Regions from separate parts of the Homo sapiens genome. Here all the other regions are linked to region 2. A link is an interaction called in ENCODE POLR2A ChIA-PET data of the cell type or tissue named here. Cell type or tissue: MCF 10A. All regions are shown on one strand. Each heading gives the region's core, and the rest is flanking DNA. Links, peaks and the distances in the headings are about the cores only.

Region 1 (6,588 bases), core at 962-5,961, 160 kb before region 2:
GCTACACTCCACTGCGTGCAAGTTCCACAACAGACTATTCCCTTCCACGTGCCTCTGCTGTGGCGAGATGCTAGTTGCCCCCGTAACTTGTTTTTCCTGTTTTTTTCATGGGTACAGAACCACCTTATTACAAGCATATTTCCCTGCCCCCCTTGAGGCTAGATGTGGTCATGTCAAAGTCAATGAAATATAAAGAAGTGTGCAATTTCTGCCTTCCTTACTATAATAAAGTAACTTACCCTGGACCACTTCTCCCTATTCTTCACACGGCTGGAAATGGCAAGCCAGCTGATGCTCCAGCAGTGTGAAAAATGCCTAGAGGATGGTGGAGCAACAAGTTGGAAGGACCATGGTCCCTGAATGACCTCATGGAGTAGGGCAGCCCCACCAGACTGCCTACCTTTAGACTATTATATGAGAGGAAAATGGACATCTATCTTTTCAAGTTACTGTACTGCAGATCTCTTTCTCACAGCAGCTTAGCTTTTACTGGAACAGACTTGCCTTCACATATTCTAATTCTTCAGGCTGCCCCATCCCTGTTCACTTGATGAGTTCCAATTTACATTGTTGTGAAGTACCACAATGCCCTCAGGACCAAGCGGAATGAATCCCCCTTTGCCTGTGCGCTCCATAGGACATTTACTTGATTGCATTGCCAGTGCCATACTGCTGTAATACGATTTTTGGCTTGCCGGATCCATGAGCAAGGTAAGCACCATTTTAAAATTTGTCTCTGAATCTCCAGGCCAAAGTCTAGCACATAGTAGGAGATCAGCATGTTTTCAAAGGTAAATAAATAAAAGCTTATCCCCTCACCTAGCTTAGCAGTAAGAAGCATCTGAAGAGTTAAGAAGTAGAACACAGAAAATTAGAAGAAAGAGATAAATGAAAGGGAAGAAACAGTGAGGCATAAGCCATGCCCTCTAGGTCTGCTGCAGCCTCAGCAGCACCCAGCTCTCTGTAGGAACTCAATAACCACAGATCGATTGAGCTCAACCTTTGCTTGTCATTACTGCTTCCTTCTGCCAGACCCCAAGGAAGCTTCTATAGAAAGTCGGTCCAGAGACTAAAAGAATAGTGAGGGGTGGTGTGTCAGATCAGCTGTTAATTAACAAATCATTCAAATCATGGAGTAAACAAATCTACATTAGAAGTATGCACAAGTTTCAGTGTATGGCTTTATTTTATATATTTTGGTTTATAAAATGTCTCATGATTATAGAATAGCTGTTAACTTAAAACCCACTTCTTTATTTCATCAGATTTTCAAACTGAAACTTTTAAAAGTGATTGATTCTCTGACTGATCCCATTTCTTTCCTATAGCCATGTCTATTCATGGTACTTTGGAAACACAGCACATGTTGCTTATGGAAACACACACTAAGATGAGAGCTAGGAAACTCAGTGGCCTTTAATTATTCAGGATTTAATCGTGCAAGCATGTACAATCAATATTTGTTGATCTTAATCTGATTACCTCCTAGTCGTGTTCAGCGTCTCCATCAACAGGATAACAATATGACACATTTCATAGACTTTCCCTAGGTTCTTCCAACAAGCTTATTGGAAGGATTTTAATCAGCTAATGAACTCGTCAATGGTATTTTCAGGAGCCAAGGCACCTTCCTGCACCTATATCCCATGACCATATTTGCCTGACATCTTGTGGCCACAAGGAGCATGACAGTCTATAAACCCAACATCTGTACACAGGGCAAGCAGCGTCTTTGAATGCTAATCCCTGCATCACAGTCAGAGCGAGTATAAAACTGCTTAAGAGATGTGTGACATGTAATTATTTCATCTAATTAAAATGGAAGCTAGGCTTTTCTTTTTATATTTATGAGGCAAGTTGGAACATGTGGGTCAATTCTTCTAAGGAAAGGAATGGGGTCTCTATCTGGGCTGAACATCTGGCTTGTTATCAACTACCTTGGCCACAGAACACTTTTCCTGTGAAAGGCCCACAAAAAACAGAATATGGCTCACTGGACTGAGAGAAGTAAGAGCATCTGTGGTCAGCTCCTCTGAGAGAGAGAGAGAGAGAGGATTTCGAGCTGGGATTGTTGGAACAAAGAACGCAGAATCCTCCGAGTAAAGAGACTGAAAAAAGGTTTCATCTTCAACACCACAATGGTATATTTTGCGTCTCATAAACTTGACTTTTTAGCACTAGAAACATTTTGTTTAAAGCCAAATTTAGGGTGGCATTATATAAATATAGAATAGAACAATAAAGGTGCTTTGATTGAAGCAGGGAGTCTGAGCGCCACTGGTTTAGCTTTTCTCTCCCACCCCCGCCACCACCCCAGACACATCCTCCAAACCCACACCTTTGAGGGCACAGTCTGACAACTGTTGAAAATATGGAAATTGTATTATATGTGAAATCAGAAGTCTTAGCTTTGTATCTCAACTCTACTCTTTAGTACCTGAGCATCATATAACAAGTCATTAACCTTTCTAAACCTCAGGGTTTTCATCTCTAAAGTAGGGAGAATAATATTTACTTCACAGGGTTATTGGGAACATTAAAAGAGGCAGTAAAATGAAGATGCTTTGTAATTGCTAGACAAATGATCACATTGCCATCATCAGACAGTCATAATGGGCAGTCACGCAACCAAGAGGAACGAGCTCCAGACAATGCCCTGCACTGTCTTCCTGCCAGGTTCTCATTCCTCCACGTTCCAGAGGCATTTACTGGAAGTCTTGATTCATGACTATGTCCCTGAGCAGCTTCGGATAGCAAAGACACAATGGAATACTCTGAACACAAGCATATAGGGCCTCTAAACACACATTGGTTCACCATTATTGCCTTGTTGACGAAGCATAGTTTTCCCGTTTCTCTTTTTCCCTGAATCTGTTACCCACCACCCCCCTTCGATTATTACCAAATCAGAAGATCTAGATTCGTGTATCTTTTTTTTATTATTTTTTTACCTGTTCTTTTTATTATTATTATACTTTAAGTTCTAGGGTACATGTGTACAACGTGCAGGTTTGATACATAGGTATACATGTGCCGTGTTGGTTTGCTGCACCCATCAACTCATCATTTACATTAGGTATTTCTCCTAATGCTATCCCTCCCCCAGAGAACATCGTGTACCTTAAAAGGTGTAGCTACTGAAGCCCAGAGAGGTTGTAACTTGTCTCTGAGCCTATAGCGAGTTTGTGACTAAGCTAGACTAGAATCCACTTCTCTTGTCACTCAAATGATCACCCAGCTGCCTGGGCTGCTTGTCTTATAAAGGATGCCAATCTATGTTAATGAAGGGTGGGAGGGGGCTAGTGTTGTACTGAAGAAATCCGATGGAGATAACCAGCAAGACGACTCCAGAATCACTCTTAGAAGCTGGATGACTGCAGGATAAAACAGCAGAGAAATTGAGCATTCACTTCCCTTGGGAATTGAATGAACGGGGAATAGAACATGTTCTGTCCACCAGGAAGAGGATCAGTTTATTTCTAGGTGTTTCTGAGAGATGAGTAATTGTGACTGGGCAGCAGTAGGATACCACCCCTTCAAGCCCATGACTCTGCGCATCCCCAGGCCCATGAGTGTGTGATACCAGATGAGAAGGAGAAGCAGGAGGCCTTGCCACCATGACAGCCAGCTGGGTGTTATCAGTGAGCTAGGACGCAAACTGTCAATCACAGAAGACATGGCTTATCCCACAGCACACCTTTCATACATGAGAATAAATTCTCAAGAAAAAGTGTATCATTTCCGATGGAGAACTTTTACACATAAACTGTCTGATGCGCTCTCCTGACCCAAAAAGAGGAAACGAATAGCACCCAATATCCTACCAAATCCTCCTTCAAGGCTGAAAATTATGTGGTTCTAATGTGCCATTAAAGGTAATTTAAAAGAAAATGGCTGTTTAATTTAGAGATCATTTCTGGCAAGGCTGAGACCTGTCTTCACCAGCATTTGAAGCTATTATATAAACCACCAAAATCAGAACTACAGGCAATCTTGTCTATTCATGGGCCAGGCATGTGTGCCTTTTTCTCTCATGCTCTTTAATATTTGCTATTTCTTTTATTTGAACCCAAAGGAGAAAAATCTCAGTTGCAGAAATAGAACATGAATTCAGTAGAGTGTTTTTTTTTCTTTTCTTTTTCTTTTTTTTTTTTTAAGAGAGAGACTTCAGAGGCAAGATGATAAATGGCTAATAAGAAACAGGGGTGCCTAGGGGCTTGCAAGGAGGGGGCTGACCATGCACGTGAGAATTCAGGATTCAGTGATAGGGAGCTGCTGTTTCAGCCCTCAAAGAAGAAGCTATCGATTCATTTTTAAGGCAAACAAGTTGGATCCTGGGGACTGCTGAAGGTGAAGCAGCAGCTTCTCTGAGCCTGCCACACTGGGTGACCTTTGCATGGGGCCACAGAAAGAACAATGGCAAGGCAACACTCCTAAATTAGTCATCGGTGCTGTTTGATTTGCTCCTGTGCCAGATGTTCCCTCATTGATCACTGCCTGGCCCATATGTCCTCTCTGAACAGGGGAGCGAGTGGAGCCAGCAGCCGCCACTTCAGAAGCAGCCACCAGAGCGGGCTAATGGAGTCCTTGGCAGGAGGTTGCCATCTGATTGGTTTGCCACTGTTTCTCTTAGAGATCAAGGGCATTATACAGGCAGCACACCTGCCCACTCTCAGGGCCAGGCTCCGGGCAGTCAGGCAGCCTCAATTCCTGAAAGGCCCTGGTGAGCTTCCCAGAACCCCTCAGCAGCGTCCCTGGCCCTCTCACTCTTTTCGTCCCTGTCACAAGAAGCCCCTGTGGCATTTGTTAAACAGCCATTGCCATGTTCAAAGTGAGGCTCAACTTGGCCTGCAGTTTTTCTGTTCTTATTGCTTCTGAGCGGAGGACTGGGGGGCACTCTGCCCTTCTCCGACTTAAGGGTGGAGAGGGATCACAATTTTAAGCCAGCAGGTAGAGGAAAGAGACTGGAGAGCTGCTCATCAGGGATGTTGGCTGGCTTGTCCTTTTATATCACTAAGAACTGCCATGTGGATATAAGAGGCAAGGACACCTTTCCCAGCTTCTCATGAGGCCTGTAAGAAACATCCCTTTTATCTGCCCTCATCATCCCATTCTTCGGGAAACCCTGCTTCCAGCCATTCTTGGGTACCTTGATCAGACTGGCCAATCAGAGAACCTCTCTATAATTTCTAAACCAATGCTGGGCAGAGAGTGAGCTCCGTTCCCGGGGAGGGAGTTATGGGGTGTGAGGCCCAGGATCCATCAGTATCTTGTGGGAGAAGTCAGAGTGCTCCAGCGAGGATAGGCAGACACTAGCAAGGATCCAGCATGGACCTGAGTCAGGGGCCCCTGAGGACCAACTGCAGCTCTACCTTCCTGTTTGGCTGCCAGATCCTTCCTTCAATTACATAGGATGCTCCCATATCCTTCCTGTAATTTACTATTTGTGCCAAGGCTGTTTTGAGTTTCTGTCACTTGCGTCTAAAAGAGTCTGGACAAATAAGTGGATCAAATAAAAGGGGAACAGGACAGTACCCTGAATCACCATGATTTTGAAACCCAACTCTCTGACTAACCAATCTGCCAAAAATAGATTCCTCAAATAATCTATTTGCCAGAAGAACTCATCACAAAACAGAATGTCCCCACGCTTTTTTTTAGCCATGTCTTTTCTGAGGCTACTTTAGCATTTTGCTCATTTAGCTATGATGTCTATCAGATTCTTCTAAATTGAATGTCAATTTCTTCTAGATTTCACTTCTTCAGTGCCTAGGGCGTCCTGAGCATAGAAGTTCTGTATCAATTGGATGAGTTTCTCTTTGATACCGTTTGCTCCCTCTCTGACTCGGGAAGTGTGCCCATTTTCTGCCTACTTCTCCACTTCATCAGCTCCTAACTTGTGCCTGTCTTTGCCCTTCACCTTGCTTGCCCTTGCCCACAAAATGGCTGTGACAAGCTGTTCTATGTCCAGTTAAAATCCGTATCTGACCAACTGTAGTAATTTTAGTAATATAGCAAGCCAGCTATTGTATGAATTGGATTTGAAAAAGTGTTTCCCAGTGATTTGACCAAGATGCCAAACACTACAACCAACCAATGAGTACGTTGAAAAATAAAATCCAAAGAGAATCTGCAAAATTTAGTTTTCATCTCCCTTGCCATTGAGTGGACTAGACCATTGACCCTAGTAGTGGGTCTCCCCTGACTGACTCCCAAGACAAATTCTACCCCTGATCTGAAGGGTCTATAGCTGTTGCTGTTGGAGGGCCAGGACTCCCTCTTGGACTGGGCCATGCTGAGCTGCTGTGGTGATCACCTCACTGCCCCACTGTACCTCCCCCTACACACTGTACTTCTCCTTAATATTGTGTTGCTCACCTGTATTAATTAACTTAATTAGTTATAATTCCCTGTTCACTACATCCATCTTCACTGGACTGTAAGTTCCTAAGAGCAGGAGTATCATTTCAGCCTGTGTCATCACTGAATCCCCAGTGCCTGGCACGGGGCTGGTTGCACAGTAGGTGCTCTTCAGCTTTTGTAGGAAATCTGGAGTTAGCCAACCCTGTTAGGTAAATGGCACCATTT
Region 2 (5,000 bases), core at 1-5,000:
CACACCTGGTATAGGGTGAGAGCTGCTTCTTAATATTAGTTTGCTGTATTTCTCCCTTAAAACAAACTCAAGTTTCCAAATGGATTGACTAGCCTCAGAGCTTACTATAATCCTCCATCCACACAAAACAGAGATTTTTAGTACAGTCACACAGTAAATAAAAATTATACTTATATTGAAGAGTGAAACAAGTCACTAAAAAACTGATGTTATATATTTTTAAAAATCAATGTGAAAATTAATTCCTTGTATCATAGGCTTACATGTAATTTAAAAAGTATAAAAGTGCCTGTGAGAATTATTTAGTATCACATGAAAATTATTACCCACTTCTTATTGGCATATTTTCTTTCTGTAAGCACACCCACTTCACATTACTTAATTAAAATGAAACCATCTTCCTTGGAAAAAATAATATATATATCTAAAAGGATAAGTGTTAAGTAACACTGAGGTAAAGTTCAGAACTCTACAAGGTTTCTTTCTCAATAATATAATAATAGCAATGAGAAAGTGAAAGAAGGCTGCTTTGCAAGATCCTTGGCACTGCTGGAAGAATCCTGATAGCCCTAGTGAAAAATCTTACCTGTCAATGAAACACTAAAGGAACTCTTTGGTTAATTTATTTTAGCTCTAAAGAAACTCATATGGCCTATTAAAAAAATCACCTTGTTATGCATTCTTTGGTCTAGACTTTAGGTTTTAAAATATAATCAACAGATGCACTGATTAGGTGCATATGAGCCTCTTTATATCACACTCTTGATATCCTATATGTTCAAATTATGTACTTATGCAAAAAGTAGAGACAAGCACCTCTTATATTTTGCTGTACTTTTTCTTATTTTTACTAGATGTTGGATTAAAAACATACTAATATCACTTTTAAAGAGAGGTTTTAATTGTTAGATATTAATTTACAAATCATAATTTTCATCGTTACTTTGAAATTTTCAGATTACTGTACTTTTGGTTCATATAACTAATCACACATAGTTTGTATTTTATTTTTCTATGATTTCTAAAAATGTTTTGCTATGGCCATTTGTGGGGAGGGGCAGTCAGGTAAGAAATCTGTTATTTTTGGTTGAAGGTCAAGGCAATGATTGTCTGGGAACCATTAAAATCTTTTCTGTCTGAAATTTTATAATTTTGGGGAACTCTATATAAACAACATCAAACAACACCATTGACAGTATTTTCAACAGGAAAGTATTTAATGATGGGCAACTTGCTGTTTACTTCCTACATATCCCATCATCTTCTGTATTTTTTTAAATAACTTTTTTTTGGATTTTTAAAGTAACTTTATTCTGAGAGGTAACATGGATTACATACTTCTAAGCCATTAGGAGACTCTATGTTAAACCAAAAGGAAATGTTACTAGATCTTCATTTGATCAATAGGATGTGATAATCATCATCTTTCTGCTCTAATGGAAAAGTACTAGAAACATGGAACCATAATCTTAGATGAACAACGTTAGAATTTGCACTAATTCTACGGAATTTCAGTAATTCGGCAAATGTCGGGCAGTGACACAACATTTCATGACGGGGACGCATCTACCAACTTCTGGCGATAAGGGCCACCCTTCCCTCTGTACTTACAGTCCCATTTCATACACAGTCTTTGATTAAATATTCACATTTTTTCTCTACCTAAGACCTTCGGACAGTGACAGTGAACATTCCTTGGATTTAACTTTTGCATTTTGTTCACAATCACTTGGTTGTTCCCTCTGTTTCTGTTTATTTCTATTTATTTTAAAAGGCACATTTAACAGTGTAAAAGCCCAAGCCTGGTTAAGTTAGCAAACAACTTGAAATGCAAAGGTTATAAAAAATATTTAAAATGTTAATCTTACCTCTGGTAGTTTGAGTGTCCCTTGTTCTGAAAGAAATGTAAAAATTGGCATTGTCAGTGTAAAGTTATTTTGTTTGGTTAGCAACCTTAGCTTTCTCTGCAGAGTGGTAAAACACCACTGCTTTGTTTTCTTAACTGATACCTGTAATATATTTCCACGGTCCCTCAGGCTGGGCTAGTAATTATTTTGCAACCTTGGTTCTCTTACCCTATTGGCTTGTCAGGAAAGTGACTCACAGTTTTAAATGACTTCTAGGTTATGCTTAACTTTTTCCATTGTTTATTAAGCAATGTCAGTCCTACCACATAAAGCTCCTTAAAACAGGGGCTTACACTAAATTTATAGGCATAAGAGAAAGCTAAATGCAACCTTTCTTTCAACATGCCTCGTTTTAAGAATCTAAAAACACTAAGCTAACAAAGGTACTGCATTGACGATTTGTAACAATAGCAAATTATACATAGTACAACATTTCGTGTGAATTGTTTTTTGTTAAGTGGCTATAACTTTTATTTTTAATTTTGGCAGAAATACAGTTTGAGTTAAAGATGGAACTTAAAAAAAAACTGAGTCAGGATTGATTTTAATGCTAATTTTCTTTTCATATTTAGTTTACCTCCAGAAATAGGAAGAACAATTCCTTCATTACATTTCAGGCCCTGCAAATGCCTAATGGTTATAAGGGCCCTGAGATCTTCAAATGCGTACTATAGTAGAAGAGCAAAGGATCGTTCTGGGGATAAGGGCGCACACGGCACTTGGAAAACTGGTGGGCAGCATCTTTGCCTCCTTTCCCCATACCCAGGAGCACTTATACATGTTCTAACTTCTCCAGACAGACAGGAAATCCCTCATCATCATAAGCCCAGGCCTATACCTTCCCCATCCAAAATGATCCTCTAAAGAAGCATCTGAAAAGATGCCACAGAGAGACATCAGGACAGAAAGAGCAGGCCTAAGTGGGAGCTCTGCAGGATGTTTCTTTAAGAGATTCTAAGAAGCTCCCAGCCAGAGTTGAAGGGGAAAACTCCTGCCAGGCCACCTGACTAGCTGCCACAGATTGCTTTACACAAGAAGATTGCCTGGGGCATGGAACAGGAGGTTGGTTTGTTTTTTCTTTTCTCTCTAGCTTTTTTTTTTCTTTTTTTTCTTTTTTTAACGAATACTTCTGATTAATGGAAATGGAAGATCCATGGGCAGAAAGTCACCTTCAGAAGAAAAGCTAAGTCCTCATCCCTTTGTCAATTTCAAACCCCATCACCTTGGCTTTCACAAATAACTGCCTTCTATGAAGGCATCTTTGCTAGCCCTGAAATCAACCTTTACAAAGGAGTATTCCTGGACAAAAAGTTACTTCATTTCTTCTTTTCCTCCCTATTGGAAACACATAACGTTTCAGAAGAAAGATCGCCCAAGAGCGCTGGTTTGGGAAGAGGTTCTATAAAAGTGCCATTTGGCTGGCCCAGTCTTAGAACCCAGGTTAGGGGAATTTGGGTTCTTGACAGAACAGCTGTGAGACTTGCTTCACTGGTTTGCCCAGAAAGACCCATATACACCAGAATATCCCTATTCCCCTACTGGTGAGTTAGAGCCTGAACTGAGAGTCATAAACTGCAGGAAGTGCTAAACAGTGGGAGCAGTTTAAGTTTTCCATCCAAGGAGATTGAGGAAAGCTTTCTACACGAGCTCCAAAATTGGGGAAACCTCAGCTCTTTTGGGTTCAGTGTTCATAAATGAGTGTGCACCTGAATTTCAATTCAAAAATAATTATTTTTTTCTGATTCTTCCCATAGAAGTGTTTTTAGGTCCTTGCAAAGTAAGTCTTTTACAACATACTTTAAATGTATTATTCATGGCATAAAACCTATGATAACCCCATGTGTCAGTAGTTGTCACACCATGTTCCATGAGGGTTCTCTGGGTGACCCCCAGGAAGAGGAAACAATGGTATTTACGGTGGTCAAGTAGCTACGGAGACACTTGCACCTCTTCATCAGAGGAGCAGATCCAGGAACAGAAGTCCTGCATTTACAGGCTCTTCATATCTTGTGCAGGGTTTGGCTGCCAGGTGGCCAGCTCTTGGCAGAAGAGAGGATCCATCATAGAACACCAGAGGCTGTGAGACCCAGACACGGCACTGATGAGACTGGTACAACACTGGGAACAAACTAGACTTAGCTGTCTACCTTACTTAGCTATCCCTCCTTTATTTCCTCCCTTGTCATTGTCTCCTGCTTCCTTCCTCTGGTGTCTCATCAAGAGAAGCAACTTTCCTCACATTTCTGATTGGGTGCTTTAAGAAATGCTCTACACAAAGCCTTCTCTGTGTAACCCAGATAGGAAAAATTGAAAAGGGGCTTTGTGCTGGATGCAACTCCAAGGGCATGAGTCCTTTAGTAGGGCTTCCCCTTTGCCTTTCTCCTTGCTATCCCTTCCTGTCCTCATGGCCACCACATTCACCCTCTGCCAAGGAGAGGCCTGCTGCATTCATGGATACGGCATAGAGCTGTTTGCACTCTGATCTGATCATGCTGAGTGTGCCACATAAATAGCAGCTCCTAGAAGTCTGTTTTTATTTAATCATGTTTCATGGTAGGATTCTGTAAATTTTCTAAGAATAAGGCAAAACCCAAAGGAGTATCAGTAACTCTTAGAATCTGCTGAGTTCAGAAATTCTTAGCCAGGCTCCTGTATTTATGCTTTTGTGCTTGTGACAGTGACTATACCATTAAACAGACTGCCTCCTTTATAAACACAATCTAAACTGTCATACCCACACTAATGCAATAGCCTGTTCACTGACACTAAAATAATGGTAAGGAGAGAAAGGAAAACCCAACTGCAACACTGAAAATACATATATTTTTCAAAGTAAAGTTTCATTCTGGCTGAAAAAATGGAATAAGAAACCTTTTTGTATGGAGTATTCTATGGAAAAGTTGCTCTAAGTTTTGAAGCCTGCAACCCCATTTTTACTTCCTTTTGGTATCCACCTGAAACTACTATGGTGGGCACTTGGATCTCTAGAAAACTCTGTTCATGCCTTAGTTCTGCAATAGAGCTGAGATAATTAGGGCTGATTATCATCAAATCTATTTTGGCTGTACTCTGACCTAGAAGAAAGGTTGGCTG
Region 3 (5,000 bases), core at 1-5,000, 62 kb after region 2:
ATATATGCATTTACATATCTGTTTGTGTATGTACACTTGGAGGCATTTCTATTTAAAGGTATATAATTTAAAAATATAGTTATTACATAAAAAGTTTATCATTAGAATAATTAATATTTTCTTGGGCTGCTGAGAGCTAAAGAACTAAAACATGCCTATAAGAAAGTCAAACAGAAGATTAGAGCTCCCTCTTTCTTCTTTTTGAAGGAATTCAACAAAACTCCTCTCCTAGGAGACCAAAGTTATCAAGCAGCCAGCAGCCTAGTAGCACTCCTGCTCACAGCAAAAACATTCCCGTCGCTGTACACATTATACATGCTACAAGCATTAGAGTACACTTATTGGTTGTTCATTATTCATAAGTGATTTAACTAGTAAAAATAAAAGCACTTTTAAAAATAGAAATACTCACAAAGCCATTTCAAACTGTTCTAGCCATTTCTTCTTTAAATCTTTTGTTTTGCAATAAAATTCTAACCCATTTTGTCCTTGGGTATGGATGAGGTAGAAGCCATAAGACCACTGTTAAAATTAATATTCCTTAGATTAATATGTATCATTAATAACATGTTTCTAAATTCACAAGAATACCACAACTATCCAAAAACTCCTCACAATATTATCAATGTACAAACTGAACAATCAAGCTTATTGTAGTCAACTTCATATCTATAACAATTTCTATGCCAAATGCGTTTTATTATCTGGATCATTAGGGCATTAGAAATGATCAGATCTGGCTGTGGCATTATCCAGTTATTTCTCACAAAGTTATGTACCTAATCAATCTCTAGAAACAAAAACATCTGGATTGATAAGCCATATCTCACATTAATGTATTATCATACTTTTCCTTAATGTTCAAGATTATAAGTAAATTACAGTTATTAGTTTCCAAAAAGTCACCTTTTTGTTTTCTTTATCGGTTGTAGGATTATTGGCTATCTTGTACTGCTGAAGATCTATTATTTCCTTCATTTCATAGTTATCACCTTTTCTCTTACATACGATCACTGCCAAATCAAATAAGAAGATATGCCTGGGAAAAAGAGATTGATTGATTGATTTTAAATGGTTTAGAAACATGGGTTATTAATTTTTTTGGGTATAAAGCAACCAAATGTTTTTTTCTTTGCATTAAAGACAACAGGTAGTATCATACACTGAAAACAACGGGGTATTTGAGGTTATAAGAACTGTGTGTGGAATTTCCCTTTACCTTGTAAATGGCCTCAGTGTGCTTTGGTTCCCTCATTTTAAAAATGGGCAAAAATCATAGTAAGAGTAAAATGCACACTGCAGAGTTGTTGAAAGGGCCAAGTGAGATAAGCCATAAAGTTTGTTCATGAGCAATTATCTTTTTTAATTTAAAAGCTAAAAACCTATAGAATAATATTAATGACATCCGTAGCAGCTTCTACTGAAGTTACTAGGAATCAGCCAGAATGCCTTGAGAAGTGTTCATCCCTTTCACAAACATGACTCAATTTAAATCCCCAAGACCACATGCTGGGAAGGTATCATTGCCATCTTCATTTTATTGAGGAGGAAACTGAGGCTTAGAGAAGTTAGATAATTTGCTCAAGATCACACTGCTAGTGAGGCATGTAACAGGATTCACAAACAGGTCTAATTTTGGAAACTGTGCTTTTACCCTCTATATTGTTCCTCATGATTTAATTGGCCACCTAAAAACCCAAACTGAATGGTATATGAGCCAAGTGTAAACTGAAAACGTTATGGTGAAATTTCCATGTTAATATTTCTTTTTTCTTATTAAGAACAACGTAACTTGGGGGAGAAAATAAACCTTATAACCACATCATCCAATACCAATACTTGTGTATTTTTATAAACTCTCAGTGATTAACACACATTTTTTTTATACACAATGATAATGACACATTCACAGGGCTGTAACACTTGCATCACTTTTAACGTCTATTTCTCCCAGAGAGGTTTAAAGGACCTATGGAGCCAGGGTTATCGAGGAAGAAGCAAGAGCTGATGCTGCCCCCTACTGGCTTTCGCTTCTCCAAAGATTCCAGAAAACAATCATTGTCAACCACAAAAACCTCTGTTTGATGATTACATATATACATAATTAAGGACTCCGGGCCAAGCTTACTAATCTTCAAGAACTACATCTGCAAATTTCCCTCAAGAAAATATTACTACGTGATTCTCACTTAATCTTCTTTCTTAGGGCATTTTTCTATTATTTTTGGTTATTTAAAAATATATTCCAAAAATTCAATTATGTTTTTATGGTAGTTATCTGTTCTTACTTTATCGCTCTTCTCATTTTAATGTATCCTAGCTGATCATCTATACTTGTTACTTCCTTCTTAATAACTTAGACAAACTAATAGATACCAGAACCCAGGTGGGAATACCTAAGATAATCTAGATTTAAAAAATTTAGAAATCATGGGTTGGTCTGTCTCCTTGTATTTCTTCCTTTTTTCCCCCTACTTCACACTGGAAAAATTGTCTTTAAGGTTTTCTCAGTTTTCTGACACTAATTACTTATTTTGAAAATAGTATTCTTCTTTTCTTACCTTTCTTGTTTGGTATGCTTGTCTAGAGTGGTTATTCGAATTTCACCATCTCCCTGAGGTCGTCCAAAAAGCAAAACTGGTTGGTTCTAAAATATAAAATGCACATGTCAGAGTTTTTCATAATCACATGAAAATAAAAACAAATATTAGTAGAGATATTTACTCAAGACAACTACCTTATTACATTAAAATGTTACCATTTTTTATACTTTTAAAGCATACTTACTCTAAAAAGCTCAGGTCTACATGACAAATAAGTCTGTCCTCTGTAATCCCAGGGGGTATGTCAAGGACATCAATTGATTTTAATTAGTATATATTCTTAAAGGGGAAATTAGCTATGAAAAGAAAGACTCAACCGGAAGGGTCCAAATTACGAGACGGTTCGGCAATTAATATTTTTTGAGCATCTACTACGTGCCAACCACCATAACAGGTGTACGGCAAAATGATACAGACACTGCCCTCATGAAGCACACTGCGCAGTGGAGGAACAAATATTCACAGAAGCATGCAATTACAAACGCACAATTGCCATGAAGGAGTACAGAAAGGGGCGGGGGGGCGCGCGCTAATTTGGTCTATAAAGTCCAGGCTGGCTTTCTTGAGCTAGGACCTCAAGGACGAAAAGCTCTGAGTTAATTATTTAAAATAATGAGCTATTTTCCCAGAGGCTGATAACTAAATTATTTTTAAGTGTTTATGAACACTTACTGTACACGCTAGAGGAAAAAAGAATTGACTGAAAATCACTAACGTTCAGAAATTCCATTTTAATAAAGGGCAGAGATGTGTGATTAACACTATAAATATAAAAATAAATGTATCTTATCAAAATCCCAGTGATGTTTTCTGCACAAATAGAAAATTCCATTCTAAAATTCTTATGGAATCTCAAGGGATTCTGAATAGTCAAAACAATCTTGAAAAGGAACAAAGCTGGAAGTCTCATACTTACTGACTTGTTTCCAAAACTTATTGCAAAGCCACAATAATCAAAATCATGCGGCACTGGCATACAAACAGGTATATAGACCAACAGAATAGTAGAGAGCCCAGAAATAAGTCCTCACATATATGGTCAAATGATTTCCAACAAGGTTAACACCATTAAATAGGGAAAGAATAGCCTTTTCAACAAATGGTGCTGGGAAAACTGGATATCCACATGTAAAAGAATAAAGGTAGACCCTTCATTACCTTACACCATAAATAAAGAATAACTAAAAATGTTTCAAATACCCAAACATAACAGTTAAAACTATAAAACTTTTACAAGAAAATGGGGAAAAACTTTATGACAATAGATTCAGCAATTATTTCTTCGAGATTGATAAATGGGACTTTGTCAAAATTAAAAACTTTTGTGCCTCACAGACAATATCAACAGAGTGAAAAGCCAACAGACACAAGAAAAGTATTTGCAAACCATATGTCTTATAAGGGATTGATATCTGGGATACAAATAAAGAGCTTCTACAACACAAAGACAAAAAACAACTTGATTCAAAAATGGGCAAAGCATTTGAATAGGCATTTTTCCAAAGAGAATATACAAATGGCCAGCAAACACACAAAGACAATATTCAACATCATTAGTCATTAAGAAAATGCAAATCAAACCCACGATGAGATATTGCTTTAAAACCATTAAGATGGCTGTTACCCAAACAAACCGAATAGTGAGTGTTGGTAAGGATGTGGAAAAACTGAAACCCTTGTGCATTGGTAGTAGGAAAGTTAAGTGGGGCAGCTGCTGTGGAAAATGGTATAGCAATTCTTCAATAAATTAACATAATGACCATACAACCCAGAATTCCACTTCCAAGTATATAACTAAAAGAAGTGAAAGCAGGCACTTGAATAGATATTGGTACACCTGTGACAATAATAATATAACAGTATTATTCACAATAGCTGAAAGAAGGAAGCAACCCAAATGTTCATCAATGAAAAACAGTGAGGTATTTATATAAAATGATGTATTATTCAGCTTTAAACAAATGGAAATCAAAAAAATAAAATGTTGACACATGACTACTACAAGGATGAACTTTGAAGACATTATGCTAAGTAAAAAAAGCCAGTCATGAAATGGCAAATATTGTATGATTTCACTTATATAAGGTGCCCAGAGTAGTTAAGCTTACAGAGATAGAAAGTAGATTGGTAGTTTCCAGGGGCCAGGGAAAGAGAAGAATGGGAAGTTCATGTTTAATGAGTACAGAGTTTCAGTTTTGCAAGATGAAGTTTTGGAGACGGTCACACAACATCATGAATGCACTTCTAATTTGAAAATAATTAGAATGGCAAATTAATGCTATATATATTTATAGCATTAATGTGTGTGTGTATGTATGTGTGTGTGTATATATATACACACATATATATACACACATATATATATATACGTATATATATATATATATATATACACAC

What was found. ChIA-PET counts read pairs that join two places held together with the same protein. Peaks named below come from ENCODE experiments on the same cell type or tissue, not always from the same donor. Only the 100,000 strongest peaks of a DNase experiment are listed, where the experiment ranks them.
Region 1: POLR2A ChIA-PET joins it to region 2 with 11 read pairs; 2 of 35 experiments call an interaction of 5 or more read pairs at or near these places.
Region 3: POLR2A ChIA-PET joins it to region 2 with 10 read pairs; 2 of 35 experiments call an interaction of 5 or more read pairs at or near these places.

Annotation. Positions count from the first base shown.
Region 1 is chr1:107,528,071-107,534,658 of GRCh38, forward strand. No RefSeq gene overlaps it. Among named protein-coding and RNA genes, the nearest start is that of MIR7852, 370 kb to the right of the region's middle. In MCF 10A, for the core only: a CTCF peak has its summit at 1,680 (motif pointing left); DNase peaks (open chromatin) are centred at 1,671, 2,681, 3,171 and 4,431.
Region 2 is chr1:107,686,513-107,691,512 of GRCh38, forward strand. It overlaps VAV3 (vav guanine nucleotide exchange factor 3), which reads right to left. Exons shown (of 27, transcript NM_006113.5): 18 at 1,869-1,894. Among named protein-coding and RNA genes, the nearest start is that of MIR7852, 210 kb to the right of the region's middle. In MCF 10A, for the core only: no CTCF peak of the experiment used is centred there; DNase peaks (open chromatin) are centred at 2,059 and 2,929.
Region 3 is chr1:107,748,556-107,753,555 of GRCh38, forward strand. It overlaps VAV3 (vav guanine nucleotide exchange factor 3), which reads right to left. Exons shown (of 27, transcript NM_006113.5): 13 at 2,562-2,647; 14 at 907-1,039; 15 at 413-522. Among named protein-coding and RNA genes, the nearest start is that of MIR7852, 150 kb to the right of the region's middle. In MCF 10A, for the core only: CTCF peaks have their summits at 215 and 2,032 (motif pointing left); a DNase peak (open chromatin) is centred at 1,986.